Regions from separate parts of the Homo sapiens genome. Here region 2 is linked to region 1. Evidence: chromatin loops called from intact Hi-C (ENCODE). Cell type or tissue: HCT116. All regions are shown on one strand. Each heading gives the region's core, and the rest is flanking DNA. Links, peaks and the distances in the headings are about the cores only.

Region 1 (9,220 bases), core at 4,548-7,047:
GCCCACCACCACACCTAGCTAACCAAGTTGCCCTGGTGATCCACCCACCTCGGCCTCCCAAAGTGCTGGGATTACAGGTGTAAGCTACTGCACCCAGCTTCTATCTTTTTAATGGAAACATTTTAAATTAAATTCAGCCTCAAACTGTCTTAACTCTGCCTCTCTCTATTGCCACCACATGTCCTGGGCTGCCATCATCTTTCACCTACAGAACTACAACAGCCTCCTAAAAGAGACTTAATAATCTGTACAACAAACCCCCATGACACCAGTTCGCTTATACAACAAATCTTCACATGTACCCCAAACCTAAAATACAAGTTAAAGAAAAAGGACTTGTGGCTGGGCATGGTGGCTCACAACTGTAATCCCAACACTTTGGGAGGCCTAGGCAGGTGGATCACCTGAGGTCAGGAGTTCGAGACCAGCCTGGCCAACATGGTGAAACCCTGTCTCTACTAAAAATACAAAAATTAGCTGGGTGTGGTGTCACATGCCTGTAGTCCCAACTACTCAGGAGGCTGAGACAGGAGAATCGCTTGAACCCAGGAGGCAGAGGCTGCAGTGAGCAGAGATTGTGCTACTGCACTCTAACCTGGGTGACAGAACAAAAGTCCATCTCAAAAAAAAAAAAAAAGGTCTTGTTTAACTATTAGTGAGAAAGGATGTCGAAATCCCCAAGAGGTTTGCTCTCGTCCAAATTTGAAGAGCTTACAATAATATCACTATTTTGAATTTGTGATTTGAACAAAGGATTAAATAAAGTTGTGCTTTGCTCAATAATTTCTGGTTAAGCTACCAAGTTAGCTCCTTTATTTTATTTATTTTTTATTTTTGAGACACATTCTCTCTCTGTTGCCCAGGCTGGAGTGCAGTGGCACCATCCTGGCTCACTGCAACCTCTGCCTCCTGGGTTCAAGTGATTCTCCTGCCTCTGCCTCCTGAGTAGCTGGGATTACAGGCGTGCACCACCATGCCGGGCTAATTTTTGTATATTTAGTAAAGATGGGTTTTTACCATGTTGGCCAGGCTGGTCTCGAACTCCTGACCTCAAGTGATCTGCCCACCTTGACCTCCCAAAGTGGTAGGATTACAGGTGTGAGCCACCGCGCCCAGCCCAAGTTAGCTCCTTTAAAAACATATTTTGGGCCAGGCACAGTGACTCAAAAAATATTTTTAAAGGAACTAACTTGGTAACTTATGTTCCCAATACTTTGGGAGGCCCAGGTGGGAGGATCGCTTGAGCCCAGGAGTTCAAGGCCAGCCTGGGCAACATAGTGAGACCCTATATTTATGAAAAATGAAAATATTAGCTGGGCATGGTGGTGTGTGCCTGTAGTTCCAGCTCCTCAGAAGGCCGAGGTGGGAGGATTGCTGAGCTCAGGAGGTCAAGGCTGCAGTGAGTTGTGATCGTGCCACTGCACTCGCAGCCTGAGGAACAGAGTGAAATCCTGTCTCAAAAACTTTTTTTTAATTAAAAAAAAACGTACTTTGAAGACACCTACACACAGATACATACAGCTGTGTACTATAGGCATAGCTTCCATTTGAACCAAGTCTTTTTTTTTTTTTTGAGACGGAGCCTCACTTTGTCACTCAGGCTGGAGTGCAGTGGCACGATCTCAGCTGACTGCAAACTCCACCTCCTGGATTCAAGCAATTCTTATGCCTCAGCCTCCAGAGTAGCTAGGATTACAGGCGCCTGCCACCACACCCGGCTAATTTTTGTATTTTTAGTAGAGATGGGGTTTCACCATGTTGGCCACGCTGGTCTTGAACTTCTGACCTCAAGTGATCCACCTGCCTCCGTCTCCCAAAGTGCTGGGATTATAGGTGTGAGCCACCGCACCTGGCCTGAACCAAGTCTTTAAGAGGGAGAATTCTGGGTGTGTTGGACTGGAAAGGAAAGGAAGTAGTTCTGGGCTTTTCCTTGGTGATCTTGGGGAGCCCACCCCTACCCTGGCAAGGGCCTTGGCATCCAGCTTCAGGTAGACCTCAGACCACAGGGGATACAGCATGGAGTTCCCTGTGTCCACCTGTGCCCTGACCTCTGGGTAATTCTCAGACAAAACCCACAGTACTTTAGGGGCCAAGGGCAAGCTTCCCCTTCACCCTCTGAAGGCTCATGGAAAAGTCAACTGACAAAAAGCAGGTTAAGAACAGAGAAGGCATACAAATTCATTAATATGCATGGGAGTCGTAAGACCTCAGATACATGGCTGGATGGCTGATGCTTCTTTTTTAAAAGTTTTTTTTTTAATTTAATAGCTATTTTTTTAGAGATGGAGTCTCACTCCATCACCCAGGCTGAAGTGCAGTGGTGCGATCATAGCTCACTGGATCTTTGAACTCCTGTGCTCAAGCGATCCTCCCACCTCAGCCTCTTGAATAGCTGGGACCACAGGTGCACACCATCACATCTGGCTAATTTTTTGTTTGTTTGTTTGTTTCTGAGACAGGGTCTCACTCTGTCACCCAGGCTGGAGTGCAGTGGCTTGACCATGGCTCATTGCAGCCTCAACCTCCGGGCTCAAGAAATCCTCCCACTTCAGCCTCCCAAGTAGCTGGGACTACAGGCATGCACCAGCACACTGGGCTAATTTTTATATTTTTAGTAGAGATGGGGTTTTGTCATGTTGCATATATATATACATATATATGTGTATATATGTGTGATATATATATGTATACATATATACATATATATATGTATATATGTATACATATATATATATATATATTTTTTTTTTTTTTTGTAGAGACGGAGTCTTACTTTGTTGCCCAGGCTGGTCTCAAACTCCTGGCTTCAAGCAATCCTCCCACCTTGGCCTTCCAAAGTGCTGGGATTATGGTCCCACCTTGCCCAGCCTGGTTGATGCTTTTCTGTAACCATCTTGAGGTTTCAGAAAAAACGAGGGCTTGGAGCAAGACCAGACAGGTTATGGGAAGGAGAGAAGAGGGGGCTTGGCTTACAAAGGTCATCTTGTTATGTAGATGAAATCTCACAGGTAGCAGCTCTCAGAGAGAAGAGATGGTGAATGTTCTTTTCAGATGTTTAAAGGTGTCGGACTCTCAGTTCATCTTTCCCAGATTGGACAATGGAAGGCCTCAGGGAAAGCCTGGTTGCACCCGTGTGGATTTTCTCTACAGGTGCAAATCTCCCCAACAAAGGGTAGCTTTGCAGCTTTTCCTTTATTTCCAGACCTTCTGAATAGCCATGTTGTACCATGTCAAGGAAATCTATTTTGGGGTGAAATATTTCAGTTTCCTTCAGTAATTTTGGAGGTGATGTTGAGTTGTAGGAGGGGGAGATAAGATTATTATTTTTCCTACATAAACTACTGTCATTGAGTACCATTTTTCTATTGCCTCTACCACACAGAGAAGAATGTATCAAGCACTCTAGTAGGCACTGCAGTATTTACAACTGAGAAAATAAGCAACTGGAAATATAAAAATTGTTACCTAGGGACGGGCAGGTGGCTCATGCCTGTAATCCCAGCACTTTGGGAGGCCAAGGCGGGTGGATCACTTCAGGTCAGGAGTTTGAGGCCAGTCTGGCCAACATGGTGAAACACTGTCTCTACTAAAAATGCAAAAATTAGCTGGGTGTGGAGGTGCATGCTTGTAATCCCAGATACTCGGGAGGCTGAGGCAGGAGAATCACTTGAACCCAGGAGATGAAGTTTGCAGTGAGCCGAGGTCACGGCACTACACTCCAGCCTGAGCAACAGAGCAAGACTCTGTCTCAAAAAACAAAACAAATTAAAATACAATAATAAATGAATAAAAATTGTTACCTATTTATTTTGGAGGAAACATATCTTGCCTAAACCCTAGCTTTCATTCAAAATGAATGATATATCAGAATGTCAGCCAAATTATAGCTAAGATTCATTTTCCCTATGAGTCTCTGTTTTGTTATGATTACAGCCTACAGCACCACTCAATTGTTAATGGTAACTGAAAAAATATATATATAATCCTCTGCTTCCCAGGTTCACGCCATCCTCCCACCTCAGCCTCCCAAGTAGCTGGGATTACAAGCATGGACCACCACGCCCACCTAATTTTTGTACTTGTGTTAGAGGCAGGGTTTCACCATGTTGGCCAGCTGGTCTCAAACTCCTGACCTCAAATAATCTGCCCGCCTCAGCCCCGCAAAGTGCCGGGATTACGGGCATGAGCCACTGCGCCTGGCCACTGAAAATATTTTAAAAATAATTTCGAAATGTAAAAATGATCTATAAATGATCCATTATGTGAAGCTAATTGCTTCTTTGCTTTTATATACATTCAAAAAAAGAAGCCAGTGTCATTGTGGATTAGACTCATGAACTTCCCCCCCACCCGCTTTTTCTCCTCCTTTTCACCAAAAAATTAGTCATTAGACTGATAACTGACAACAGAATGATGCCAAGTTGGTCAACTGCTGTCAAGCAACTCTCAATCTTCTTTTTCTTTTTTTGTTTGAGATGAAGTTTTGCTCTTGTCACCCAGGCTGGAGTGCAATGGCATGATCTTGGCTCACTGCAACCTCTGCCTCCTAGTTTCAAGGGATTCTCCTGCCTCAGCCTCCTGAGTAGCTGGGACTACAGGTGTGTGACACCACACCCGGCTAATTTTTGTATTTTTAATAGAGATTGGGTTTCACCGTGTTGGCCAGGCTGGTCTCAAACTCCTGACCTCAGGTGATCTGCCCGCTTGGCCTCCTAAAGGGCTGGGATTACAGGCGTGAGCCACTGCACCCGGCCTCAATTTTCTTTAATAAAAGATTAATTGGTGTCAGGTTGCTTAGGGAGAGGGGAGCAAAAACTCAGTCTTCAGCAACTGTGGGCTGTTTCTGGTGAATTAGTACCTCCTCCTGGCAATACTTTATCCAGCAGTGTTGCTGACAAATGGAAGTTGCTGGGGTGGGTGGAAGAGAAGGAGTAAACAGGGGGTCAGTTTTAGTGGCTTTATGTACCTGCTGTGGATAAATCAGTTCAGTGGATTTTTCATTTCCTTTTTCCACAAAGTGAGAAATAGTAGAGAGAATTAAGCTAAAAGACCGTTTGTAAATACAAAGTCACTGCATCTTCCCCCTCCACCAACATGATATATTCTCGAGTTTCTATTGTGTTCTAGGCCCTTAGATGAGTACTATGTGCTTAGTGTGTGCCTGTCCTCAGCAGGGTAATTCCACTTGCATCAGCCCCTCCTCGCATTGCTATAAAGAAATGCCTGAGACTGGGTCACTTATAAAGAAAAGAGGCTCAATTGGCTCCTGGTTCTGCAGGCTGTGCAGGAAGCATTATACTGGGATCTGCTTCCGGGGAGGCTCCAGGAAGCTTCCAATCATGTTGGAAGGTGAAGGGAGAGCAGGCGCCTTACATGGCCAAAGCAGGAGCAAAAGGAGAGAGTGGAGATGCCACACACTTTTAAACAACCAGGTCTCAGGAGAACTCACGATCGCCAGGACAGCACCAAGGGGATGGCGCCAAACCATTCATGAGAGACCCACCCCTCCTCCCGCGATCCATCCAATCACCTCCCACCAGGCCCCACCTCCAACGCTGGGGATTACAATTCGACAGGAGATTTGGGCGGGGTCGCACATCCAAACCGTATCCCCACTTGTTTCCCACCAAATGGTCTGCCCTTAGCCAGTCCCTCTGACTTTCTCAGTAAGAAAGTGCGAACTGAGGTGCCTGAGTGGCAGAGCTGGGATTGGAAAGCAACGTAGTGGATCCCAGAGTCAACATTCCGTTTTTGCGGGGTGGGGGTTGGAGGAGTTGGGAGGTCTTACTATATTGCCCAGGCTGGTCTCGAATTCCCATAGGCTCAAGCGATCCTCCCGAGTGCGGAGATTACAGGTGTGCGCCACGGCGCCCGGCTCCAAAGTCAACGTTCTTAACGTCTGCCTTACACTGTCTCCATGTTCTTACCTTTCATCCATTTTCTCTGGCTCATCATCTTGTCCATTTCCCTTCTCAGGGTCACCACCTCCCTCAGACGTTTCTGGGACAGATCCAAGCCAGCAGAGCAGCTGCTCGCTCCAGAGCCGTGGTGTCTTCCTGGTGCATCAGCGCCACCGCGTGGCAAAACAGGGCAACTGTAGGAATCGACTTTCCATCTATTTGGAGCTCATCAGTGCTTTTCTTTTAGGTGACAACAGAGTTGTCCGGCAGGTTTTTCCTTTCTTTTCTTCAAGTAGGGTAACATTAGTTCACATCTGCTCAAAATAATTTATGTTCGTATTCTAACAGACTCATATGGCAGGAACAAGAAGTGCACATGCCAAAAGAAAGGCAGAGGACTGCAGGAGCAAGACGGGTTGCAAGGGGCGTGATGACTAGCACAATCCTGGCCCCTCTTCTTCCAGCATTATAAAGACACAGTAGAATAATAGTGCATGAGTTATTGTGACAGTAGCACTTTTCAAAAATATATAGCATTGTGGAAACAGACGCCTCCAAATATATATTCCTCACTGCAATAAATGTCTATGTAAGAGTAATATCTAAATCTGGTTACGTATGTGCTAGCCCTTACTTGCACATCTGATAGTGTTCCACGATTCCTTTGCAGAAGCTGTGGCTGACTTTCCCACCTGGGGTGATTTCAGGACAATATTAAGGTGCTTTGTTCTCCCTGTAAGGAAGCAAGTTGGATAATGTACACAAAACTAAAAGCATATGTTCAGTATAGTTAATAAGTAAATTGGTGATCTGTAAGCCATATTAAGATAAATGGAATAAACAGTATAATGGAACAGACAGCAATGTTCCTCAAAGATAGAAAATCACTCTGCACCTTATAAGCTGACAGCTGTGTCATGTCATGCCTAAGTCAACCACACATTGGTGAGACCCAGTGTGGTCCCATTCTGGCCCCATATGCACTCTGCCCAAGAAAAGGGAGATAAGCCCAGTGCTGCTCAGTGGGCTGACCAGCCAGCTGCAGCGGTGGGCACGTGTGCGTGCTCTGTGTCTTCTGGTGGAGGAGGGGATGTGTCGGCTCCAGGTGCGGCCATTTCTTGGGTCCCTCTACTGGAACTTCCATGCTGGTCCTTACATCCGTGCTACCATGAGGCTGATATAGCTGAGAAAGGGATAAGACATGTAAACTTTGCGTGATCTGGATCCAGACAGTGTGCTCCTTCTGTCCCACTTGCATCCTATCCTAAGCTTGTTAACCTTTTGGACTGTGTGTCTTTCTGCTCCGCGACCCTGGGATGGCTCGCCTTGGTGGTGCTCTGGGAGCTACTGGTGCATCTAGGTAATTTTCTACACAAGTACAGGTAAGGGTTAAGCTGTTTGGGTGTCAGAAATTCTATGTAGGAGGGTCATAGGGAAAACAGTTTATTTGGAAAAAGAGGCTGGAAGGCTGGTCTTGAGGCTGTATTTTCTTTTTTCTTTTTCTTTTATATTTTCTTAGAGATGGGGAGTTTCACGCTGGTCACCTAGGCTGGAGTGCAATGGTACGATCTCGGCTCACTGTAGCCTTTGCATCCTGGGGTTCAAGCGATTCTTGTGCCTCAGCCTCCCAAATAGCTGGAATTACAGGCATGCGCCACCATGTCCAGCTAATTTTTTGTAGTTTTTAGTAGAGATGGAGTTTCACCATGTTGGCCAGGCTGGTCTCGAACTCCTGACCTCAAGTGATCTGCCCACGTCAGCCTCCCAAAGTGGTGGGATTACAGTCATGAACCACCGTGCCTGGCCTGAACCTGCATTTTCTTAGTGTATTAGTCAGCTCTGGCTGCCCTAACAAAAAGCCACAGACCCAGTGGCTTAAACAAAAGGAATTTATTTTCTTACAGTTATGGAGACTGAAAGTCCAAGGTCAAGGTGCTGGCAGGGTTGGGGTCTGGGTTCTCTCTTTGGATTGCAGACGGCTGCCTCCTTGCCATGCCTCATGGCCTCTCCTTAGTGTGTGTGGATGGAGAGAGGAAGAGGAACCAAGCTCGCTGGTGTCTCTTATAAGGGCACTGATTCCATCATGCAAACTCCACCCTCATGATCTCATCTAGGCTTCATCACCTCCCAGAGGCATCACAATGGGGTAGAGAGAGCTTCACCATAATGACTTTTAGGGGGACATAATTCAGTCCACAGCATTTAGCAAACACATTTTTTATTTAGAGTGACGGAGGTGGGAGGGGGCAGCTCTGAATTAGCCTTCACTGAACTGAAAAACATTTATTCCTGGGAAACGCAACATGCCAAGTGAAATCCACACTAACCTGCAGGTGGTAGCGGATCCCTGCCTGAGAGCAGCTTGGGGTTGGGGGCGAGGAGGGAAGGGAGTGGGCAGGGGGTGCTGATGATGGTGGACTCATCAAAGAGGGGAGGAAAAGGGAGAAGAGAACACAGTCATCCTTAGGTTGCGAACCAGGGCAAAGACAAACTTCTGCCTAAATCACAACTCTGACTCATGGAGGTCCTGCTAAGCATCTGGCAAATTTTATAAAGAAAAATGTTCTGGGCCTCCCAACTACAGGTTTAAAAATCTACATTTTCTCTAAGGCTAGTAAAATATGTGTTTCTCATCTCAAAGAGACGTGGACATTACTTCCGCCATTGCTTCTACACATCACCTTCCCCACATCCATCAGAGGGTGTGTACGAAGCACTCACCCTGGACCCCAAGGCTTGCCTGCGACAGAGCTCGCTCCATCTGCAGAGTCCGTTAAACAGATTTTGCGGCAAATTCAAGTTGATCCACAGCAGTTATAAATCCAGCACTCCAGGCCGGGCACGGTAGCTCACACCTGTAATCCCAGCACTTGGGGAGGCCGAGGTGGGCAGATCACTTGAGGTCAGGAGTTCAAGACCAGCCGGGCCAATATGGCGAAACCCCATCTCTACTAAAAATACAAAAATTAGCCAGGCATGGTGGTACATGCCTATAATCCCAGCTACTTGGGAGGCTGAGGCATGAGAATTGCTTGAACCTGGGAGGCAGAGGTTGCAGTGAGGCTGAGATCACACCACTGCACTCCAGCCTGGGTGACAGAGTGAAACTGTTTCTCAGTAATAATAATAATAATATAAAAAAACAAATTCAGCACTACTCAGTTCAGTCATCAGCCCAGGAGGAGTCCAGGACAACGGAAAGCTAGAACAAAGGGAGCAGTACTGAACCCCTTCCAAGCCCTGGAAAAACTGCACGCACAGACCAGGGCACCAGGTGATACTTGGTACACAGGTAGGTGACTCCTATTTATCAGATGGGA
Region 2 (9,220 bases), core at 3,826-6,325, 110 kb before region 1:
GACATAAACTTCCTGACCACATTGGCCAACATGATGAAACTCCATCTCTACTAAAATACAAGTATTAGCTGGGTGTGGTGGCGCGTGCCTGTAATCCCAGCTACTCGGGAGGCTGAGGCACGAGAATTGCTTGAACCAGAAGGTGGAGGTTGCAGTGAGCCAAGATCATACCACTGCACGCCAGCCTGGGCAACACAGTGAAACTCCATTTAAAGAAATAATAATAATAAGATAAACTTCTCCATGAGCCCCAAACTCATGACCAATTGAATGCCTATTCAACATCTCCACTTGAATGTGTAGCAGGCATCTCAAACTTAACAGGGTCAAAAATAAACTCCTGTCCAGGCACCATGGCGCATGCCTGTAATCCCAGCACTTTTGGAGGCTAGGGCGGGAGGATCACTTGAGCCCAGGAGTTCAATACCAGCCAGGGCAACATGGCAAAACTTCATCTCTACAAAAAATATAAAAAATTAGCTGGGCATGCTGGCACACACCTGTGGTCCCAGCTACTCAGGGGGCTGAGGTGGAAGGATGGCTTGAGCCCAGGAGGTGAAAGTTGCAGTGAACTGAGATCGCACCACTGCAATCCAGCCTGGGTGACAGAGTGACACCCTGTCTCAAACAAAGAAACAAAGATTTAATGTGGCCATGATAGCTGTCTTTGAATACTATGAGGCGAGCATATGAAGGGAGGTAGCCAACTTGCTCTGCGTGTTGACAAAAAAACAAAGGAGAGCGGCTCTGAACCTATTTTGGTTCTAGGAGCTGCTTGATTCACAGATCATTCTTTGCTTCATTAAATTCTGTAATGCTTTTCTTAGAAGTAAGTAAACACAAGTAGAAATTGCATGGAAAGAAAACTGTGGCTCAATACAACATAATTCTGGCATTCGAATCTAAAGTCATGAGAGTCACATAATGCATTTCCCCACTGCCCAGTATCTGGAAGGGATTCCTGTACTGAGTGTGGGCTAGAAGATCTCTTCCTTTCAACCCACTAATTCTATGACACTAAGGAAAAGGGGAAGATAGGAGCTAGCGCAGAGAAAAGAGCAGACAGGGACTAGGCCTGAAACAGACCAGCACGGAAGTGGTCATGGAACCCAGAAATGGAACAAGGAGCTACGTCGCAGGCCACAAAAGGGCTGTAAGTACTCATGAGTAAGGGGCTGGAAGTGGGAGAAGCAAAGTCTGAACATCTGCTGGGATGAAAGAGGGGAGGGCAACCTTGGGTGTAACAAACGCTACCGGCTGGCAGGGACGACATAGCGACTGAGGGGTGGTCATTCGCCACACGTCTCAGGCAACACTTTCTCCAACTGCAGTTCTGTGACCTGGACATCTCATCCCCTGCCAGGAACGATTTCCCACCTTCTCCATCCAAGCTCCAACAGGAAGGTAAACCCCTCCCCAGAGATCTCCATCTTGGCCAACATGGCAAAACCCTGTCTCTAACAACAACAAAAAAATTAGCCAGGCCTGGTGGTGCACATCTGTAATCCCAGCTACTTGGGAGGCTGCGGCAGGAGAATCGCTTGAGCCCGGGAGGCGGAGGTTGTAGTGAGCCGAGATCATGCCACTGCACTCCAGCCTGTGCGACAGAGACTCCATCTCAAAAAACAAAAACAAAAACAAAATCCCCACCCTCACACAGCTTTTCCATACTTCTACTCCAGCACACCCAACACGGGTTCAGGATGAACTCCTGCAGCAGCGACTGCTGGACACACGGACTATGTTTTTTTGAGATGGAGTCTCGCTCTGTTGCCCAGGCTGGAGTGCAGTGGCGTGATCTTGGCTCACTGCAACTTCTGCCTCCCGGGTTCAAGCAATTCTCCTGCCTCAGCCTCTCGAGTAGCTGGGACTACAGGTGCATGCCACCACGCCCAGCTAATTTTTGTATTTTTAGTAGAGACGGGGTTTCATTACGTTGGCCAGGCTGGTCTTGAACTCCTGACCTTGTGATCCACCTGCCTCGGCCTCCCAAAGTGCTGGGATTACAGGCATAAGCCACCGCACCCAGCCTGGACTACGTTTTCTTTTGCTTTTTTTTTTTTTTGAGACAGAGTCTCATTCTGTAGCCCAGGCTGGAGTGCAGTGGTGCAATCTTGGCTCACTGCAGCCTCCACCTCCTGGGTTAAAGCGATTCTCCTGCTCGGTCTCCCAAGTAGCTGGGATTACAGGCATGTGCCACCATGAAAGAAGGCAGGGTGCCTTCTTTCTTGCCAGGTGCAAATCCATTACAATAAAGTACCATTCCTGTTCTCAAAGAGCTCACACAATGAGGGAGGCAGCCACTGTATCGTGCAAATAATGCTAGCTATTAAACAAGCCCTGATTCTCAATGGCTTAATTCAAAATCACCAGCCGAGGCAGTGGATCACATGAAGTCAGGAGTTGGAGACCAGCCTGGCCAACACAGCAAAACCCCTTCTCTACTAAAAATACAAAATAAATAAATAAATAAAAAATTATCCGGGCGTGGTTTTGAGCTCCTGTAATCCCAGATACTTGGGAGGAGGCTAAGGCAAGAGAATCGCTTGAACCCGGGAGGCAGAGGTTGCAGTGAGCCGAGATCACGCCACTGCACTCTAGCCTGCAAGACAGAGATAGACTCCGTCTCAAAAAAGAAAACAAGAAACCAAGACCATGCCTATTGTCATGCTATAGTCCCCTTTTGGGCCATCTAGGGTGGTGAACAACACCATACATTTACTCCTAGCTGGACTTTCACCATCTTGCGGCTCGGCCTCCTCTCAGTCCTCCTCCTCTCCAGGAGGCCTCTTTATTCAGCTGGAGAGGCGTTGCATGGGGCTGGTTTTTGTGTTCCAGTCGTGGAAGCGAGACACCTTTTGCAACCACTTCCTATTGGCCAGGTCTCAGTTTCATGGTCACCTCTGACCACAAGGTTGGGGTAGAAAACATAGTCCAGGCTGGGCATGGCGGCTCACGCCTGTAATCCCAGCACTTTGGGAGGCCCAGGTGGGTGGATCACCCGAGGTCAGGAGTTCAAGACCAGCCTGGACAACATGTTGAAACCCCATCTCTCCTAAAAGTACAAAAAATTAGCTGAGCATGGTGGCGCACATCTGTAGTCCCAGCTATTTGGGAGGCTGAGACAGGAGAATCGCTTGAACTCCGGAGGCAGAGGTTGCAATGAGCCGAGATCACGCCACTGCACTCCAGCTTGGGCAACAAGAGTGAAACTCCATCTCAAAAATTAAAAAATTAAAAACAAAAAATAAAATAAAAATAAGGCACTCAAATGTTTGCTAAATGAATAATCTAAACCGCAGAGGATCAAGGCAGTAACCTTGGCCTCCCAGACACCGATCAAGTAGAATTGGACACCAAAGACTGAGAAAGACCTGAGAAACGTGGCTCCCAAATCTCAGCATCTGAATCAACCAGGAAATAATGCTTTAAAAAATGCAGATTTCAGGATGCTCAACCCCAAGAGACTGTGATTCTGCAGACACAGAAATTTACTATTTGGCCGGCCACAGTGACTCACACCTGCAATGTCAGCACTTTGGGAGGCCAAGGCGGGAGAATCACTTGAAGCCAAGAGTTTAAGACCAACATGGGCAACACAGCGAGACCTGGTCTCTACCAAAAATGTATTAATAAAAATTACTGGCCAGGCACAGTGGCTCGCCCCCGTAATCCCAGCACTTTGGGAGGCCGAGGTGGGTAGATCACAAGGTCAGAAGATCAAGACCATCCTGGTCAACATGATGAAATCCCATCTCTACTGAAAATACAAAAATTAGCTGGATGCAGTGGCGTGCGCTTGTAGTCCCAGCTACTCAGGAGGCTGAGACAGGAGAATCACTTGAACCCTGGAGGCAGAGATTGTAGTGACCCAAGATCACGCCACCGCACTCCAGACTGGGCAACAGAGCAAGACTCCGTCCCCCGCCCCTCAAAAAATTAGCTAGGTGTCCAGGTGCGGTGGCTCATGCTTGTAATCCCAGCACTTTGGGAGGCCAAGGAGGGCGGATCACAAGGTCAGGAGTTCAAGACCAGCCTGGCCAACATACTGAAACCCCATTTCTACTAAAAACACACAAAAAAATTAGTTGGGCATAGTGGCAGGCACCTGTAGTCCCAGCTACTTGGGAGGCTGAGGCAGGAGAATCACTTGAACCCAGGAGGCAGAGGTTGCAGTGAGCTGAGATCACACCACTGCACTCCAGCCTGGGTGACAGTGAGACTCCGTCAAAAAAAAAAAAAAAAAACACTTTAGCTAGGTGTGGTGGCGTGCACCTGTAGCTCAGCTACTTGGGAGGCTGAGCTGGAAGGATCACTTAAGCCTAGGAATTTGAGGCTACAATGAGCCATGATTGCATCACTGCACTCCCACCTGGGCAACAGAGCAAGACCCTGTCTCAAAACACACACACACACACACACACACACACACACACACACACACACACACAAAAACACAAAATTAAATGGCCAGGAATAGTGGCTCATTCCTGTAATCCCAACGCTTGGGAAAACCAAGGCAGGAGGACTGCTTGAGCCCAGGATTTTGAGACCAGCCTGGGCAACATAGTGAGACCTCATCTCTACAAGAAAAATATTTTTTTTATTATAGAAAAAGAAAATATAAAATTAAACATTTGATGCATTGACTGAGGGCCTCACACACCCTTCCTCTCTAAGCCATCCCCTGCCCTCAGCCACTTGTGTTTGCTTCTATAGTCATGTCATCAGCTCTCTAGGGCAGGTCTCCAGAGAGTCTGTCTGGTCACCAGTGGCAGTTTCCACAGCAGCACAGGCTTTGCAAGATGACACTTCACCCACTGAGATATGGCCAGCAACAGGGGAGCAAGGATTTAACCACTTTCTGTGGGCCAGATGCATCTGGAGATCCCTCTCAATGCCCATATTTAGGGAAAAGTCCTTCGTTGTTAGCCTCCACCCTGCTGCTGACCCCAGATCACCTCTGGATCAGGTGTGGGCAGAGGAATGCAAAGTGCCTGCCGGGCACCAGGGGGCAGCAGGACAATTCCTAGGAGAGTCTCAGGGATTGACCCATCTTGTGCCCAGCTGGCCACAGTTCATAGGCTATGCCACTTATTTCCACTAACGGGAAAGAGGAGGAATTATTCAATAAATGATAATGGGGAAAACGAGCTGTTTGGGGAAAAAATGGGGACTATCTCATATCAAATACCAAAAGAAATTCTAGCTGCCTTTATTGTTAGAAATGAAACAATAGCTAAAAGAAAATGGAAGGCCAGGCACAGTGGCTCACACCTGTAATCCCAGCACTTTGGGAGGCCGATGCAGGTGTATCACCTGAGGTCAGGAGTTCGAGACCAGCCTGGCCAACATGGTGAAACCCTGTCTCTACTAAAAACATGAAAATTAGCCAGGTATGGTGGTGGGCACTTGTAATCCCAGCTACTTGGGAGTCTGAAGCAGGAGAATCACTTGAACCCTGGAGGCGGAGGTTGCAGTGAGCCGAGATCACACCACGGCCAGCCTGGCAACAGAGCTAAAACTCTGTCTCATAAAAAAAAAAAAGAAAGAAAAAAGAAAGAAATAGGTGAAAATACTACCTTTAAAAATCCACAATTGCCAACAGCCATAATGCATGACTCCTTTTAGACTCCAAGTCCAAATTATGCTATAAATACACCAAAATCCCGGGAAAATACTTTGAATAAAAGTCAGTAAGCCAGTTATTGGCATCATTTAGGTAGGCAGCTGCCAGTTCACAAGTTCAGAAAGCAGATGATATTTGAGAAGAAAAGCAAACACTCAACAAGAAGGTGAAAAAGCAGTTTTTCCCTACAAGGTGGGCCCTGTCTCCAGGCAGCCACTTCCTGGATGGGCTCATTTCAGCTTTCCACTGGCAGTGGGAAGGGTACACAAATACTGACCTAAAAGCAGGAGGCTAAGGCACAAAATATAACTCAAGAATTTACTACAGACCCAGTGTGGTGGTTCATGCCTGTAATCCCAGCACTTTGGGAGGCCGAGGCAGGCAGATCGCTGGAGCTCAAACTCCTGAGCTGTGGATTACAGTGTCCTTGGGGCACTGTTAGGTTAATCTGTAGCTATGTGGCAATATGAAGTACTTTCGAGTGATAAGTAAATAGCTCAAGGGGGTGGGAACTACGAGGTGACTGCTGTGTCATTTTAATGTCTCTCTGGGCCTGATAATTTAAAAGGACTCCGCATTCCTCAGATGATGATTATTATTATTTTCTCACTATGAGGCCTCAGACTTTAAAATCCCTCAAACTGGCCCAGGCACAGTGGCTCATGCCTGTAATCCCAGCATTTTTGGAGGCCAAGGCGGGCAGATCACCTGAGGTCAGGAGTTCAAGACCAGCCTGGCCAACATGGTGCAACCCCATCTCTACCAAAAATACAAAAATTAGCTGGGTGTGAGGGTGCACGCCTATAGTCCCAGCTACTTGAGAGACTGGGGCAGGAGAATCACTTGAACCCAGGAGGCAGAGGTTGCAGTGAGCAGAGATTGCACCACTGCACTCCAGCCTGGGTGACAGAGCTGAGCAACAGAGAAAGACTCCGTCTCAAAAAAAAGAAATAAAGAAATTTTAACAATTAAAAATAAAGAAAAGCATAATACTGTAATAATACTCCAATGAAAGGAGTAGCTGGAAGCAGTAAGCGCCTCAAATCAGGATCACCTGGAGCACTTGAAACCTCACCACCCCCACCCACACACCCAGTGTTTCCAGTTTTACTGAATCAGTCCAGAGTGGATGCTGGAGAATCTGCATCTCTTAGAATCTCCCAAGTGATGCCGATGCTGCTGCTCTGAGTGCTATGCTTTGAGAACAGCTGCCCTAAAGCACACTAATAGTTGTTACACATGCATCATCTCCAACTGCAGGTACTTTAAGAATTTCCCTTGAGAAACTCTAGCCTTCCAGAACAGGGAGCGCCTTCTCCATGCATTTCCGACAGCACCTGAACTGGAAGCAGCTCAGTACAGCAGCTCCAAAGAGGCTGGGGAGCCAGTCTGCCCAGCTTTGGAGCCTGCTCTGACACTTGATTGTTGTGTGAGTCCAGGCAACTTAACCACTCTCAGCTTAAGTGTCCTCGGAGTAAAACAGAGGTCTACTAGCTCCTTCCCTTCCATCAGGGAAACCGGAAATGAACACCTACTCAAGTCATCAATGGGAGCGCATCACTTCCTATTTCCCTGCCACCTACATTTTGAAAATGCAGGGGGAGAAAAATATAAGGAGGCAGGAGTCACATCTGTAATCCCAGACTTTGGGTGGCCGAAGCGGGAGGAACACTTGAGCCCAGGAGTTCAAGACCAGCCTGAGCAACAACATAGAGAGCCCTATCTCTACAAAAAAAATTTTTTTTTATTATCCGGGCATGGTGACACACACCTGGAGCCCCAGCTACTCGGGAGGCTGAGGCAGGAGGATTGCTTCGGCCCAGGAGTTGGAGGCTGCAGCAAGCTATGAATGTGTCACTGCCCTCCAGCCTGGGTCACAGCTTGCACAAAGCAAGATCCTGTCTCAAAAAAAAAAAAAAAAAGTTCCTTGCCCTGCCTGAAGTTGAGGAGACCATTTGTCTACCTCAAGTTATTATTTGCAGAAACCACACCCATATTCCTTCCTCCTCCACGTGCCCCTCTCCTTAAGAGAAAGGCCGCCAAACAACCAAGAGAAGTTCCTACACCCACTGAGTGTACCACAATCGAAACAAGAGTAAGCGACTCATCCTCTTGGAATCCCCTAGGTCAAGCTTGTCCAACCTGAGGCCCATGGGCTGCCAAATTCGTAAGCTTTCTTAAAACATCAGATTTTTTTTTGCGATTTTTTTTTAGCTCATCAGCTATCATTAGTGTTAGTGTATGATTAGTGTTAGTGTATTTTATGTATGGCCCAAGACAATTCTTCCAGTGTGGCCCAGGGAACCCAAAAAATTGGAGACCCCCACCCTAGGTTGTCCCATAATAAAAGGCAATATCAACATGTGGGAAAGATGAGGCGGCAGAGGTCAAGAAACAGAAGATCTAATAATCATCCAAGTGAGATTGAAGCCCTTCAAAGGTTCAGGCTTATGTAGTTAGCAGACGGAATTCCCCCACACACACCCGCCACTCCCCCAAGACGGAGTCTCACTCTGTCACCCAGGCTGGAGTACAGTGGGGCGATCTCAGCTCACTGCAACCTCCGCCTACTGGGTTCAAGCAATTCCCCTGCCTCAGCCTCCTGAGTAGCTGGGATTACAGGCGTGCTCCACCACACCCGGCTAATTTTTGTATTTTTAGTAGAGACGGGGTTTCACCATGTCAGCCAGGCTGGTCTCGAACTCCTGACCTCGTGATCCACCCACCTCTGCCTCCCAAAGTGCAGGGATACAGGCGTGAGCCACCGCGCCAGGCCAAGATGGAAATTTTAGTTACTACTGTCACCCGAGTCTTTCTCCGTTTGTTTCCTTGCACAAAATGGGTAGGGCTGTGGGCCCTCCCAGCTCAGGAGCCCTGGGGTGGTTTTAAGAAGGTAGAACTCCTGGTAGGAACCACCTGCATCAAGACCATGGATCACCTCTCTGAAGGTTAGCGATTCCAGGGACCCCACCTCCGAGCTGTCCTCCTACGTGGAAGTGAAAGTATTGGAAACAGGGGAAAGAAGCTGGTCAAAGACAGACTCCAGTCGTGGCGGTGCATGTCCCAGTTAAAAGCAAATCCTGGAAAATCTTGTTCAAGAACAGGGTCCCCATTCATAAATGAAAAATAATAATAGTGTTATTTTACCCACATGAAACTTGCCATAACTAGGTACCACGACCCACATGGACACACAGTGAGATTCCCACAAAGAGGCAAAAGGAGAGCCCTGGTCACTGAGACAAAAGATACAGAGACACCGGGACACAGAGAGGTACAACGGGACGTGGAGTTGGATCGAGCTGTCTCGTAAGGAATATCGGAAGGGGTGGGGACACTACTGGGAGATGGCATAGGTCCAGGACACTAATTAGGCTTTGGCTGAGATCAGATAAAGGAAACTGTTCGTAAGCTGCTTACTTAAAAAGAAAGGAAAAGGTGCGTTTGAGTTCAGGAGACTGCGAGTCCCAGAGCAGGAGGCGGGAGCCAGCGAAGGGTGGGCGTGTAAGGGGTGCAGTCGCTTCTCCCGCTGGGCAAGAGACTCCCCCTTTCGGCAGCCTGGGTTCCCCGCCTCCCCACCTCCTGCTCCTC

What was found. A loop is a pair of places that touch in the nucleus more often than their neighbours do. Peaks named below come from ENCODE experiments on the same cell type or tissue, not always from the same donor. Only the 100,000 strongest peaks of a DNase experiment are listed, where the experiment ranks them.
Region 2: it touches region 1 in a loop (13-fold over the local background); 29 of 110 quality-filtered maps call a loop at or near these places.

The regions. Positions count from the first base shown.
Region 1 is chr13:95,398,398-95,407,617 of GRCh38, forward strand. It overlaps LOC124903193 (a long non-coding RNA gene), which reads right to left and starts at 6,691. Exons shown (of 2, transcript XR_007063839.1): 1 at 5,928-6,691. In HCT116, for the core only: a CTCF peak has its summit at 6,079 (motif pointing left); a DNase peak (open chromatin) is centred at 6,054.
Region 2 is chr13:95,291,734-95,300,953 of GRCh38, forward strand. All of the region lies in intron 1 of ABCC4 (ATP binding cassette subfamily C member 4 (PEL blood group)), which reads right to left. It overlaps LOC102724149 (a long non-coding RNA gene), which reads left to right and starts at 9,218. Exons shown (of 3, transcript XR_429273.4): 1 at 9,218-9,220. RefSeq lists enhancers at 4,891-4,980, 8,001-8,060. In HCT116, for the core only: a CTCF peak has its summit at 5,014 (motif pointing right); a DNase peak (open chromatin) is centred at 5,016.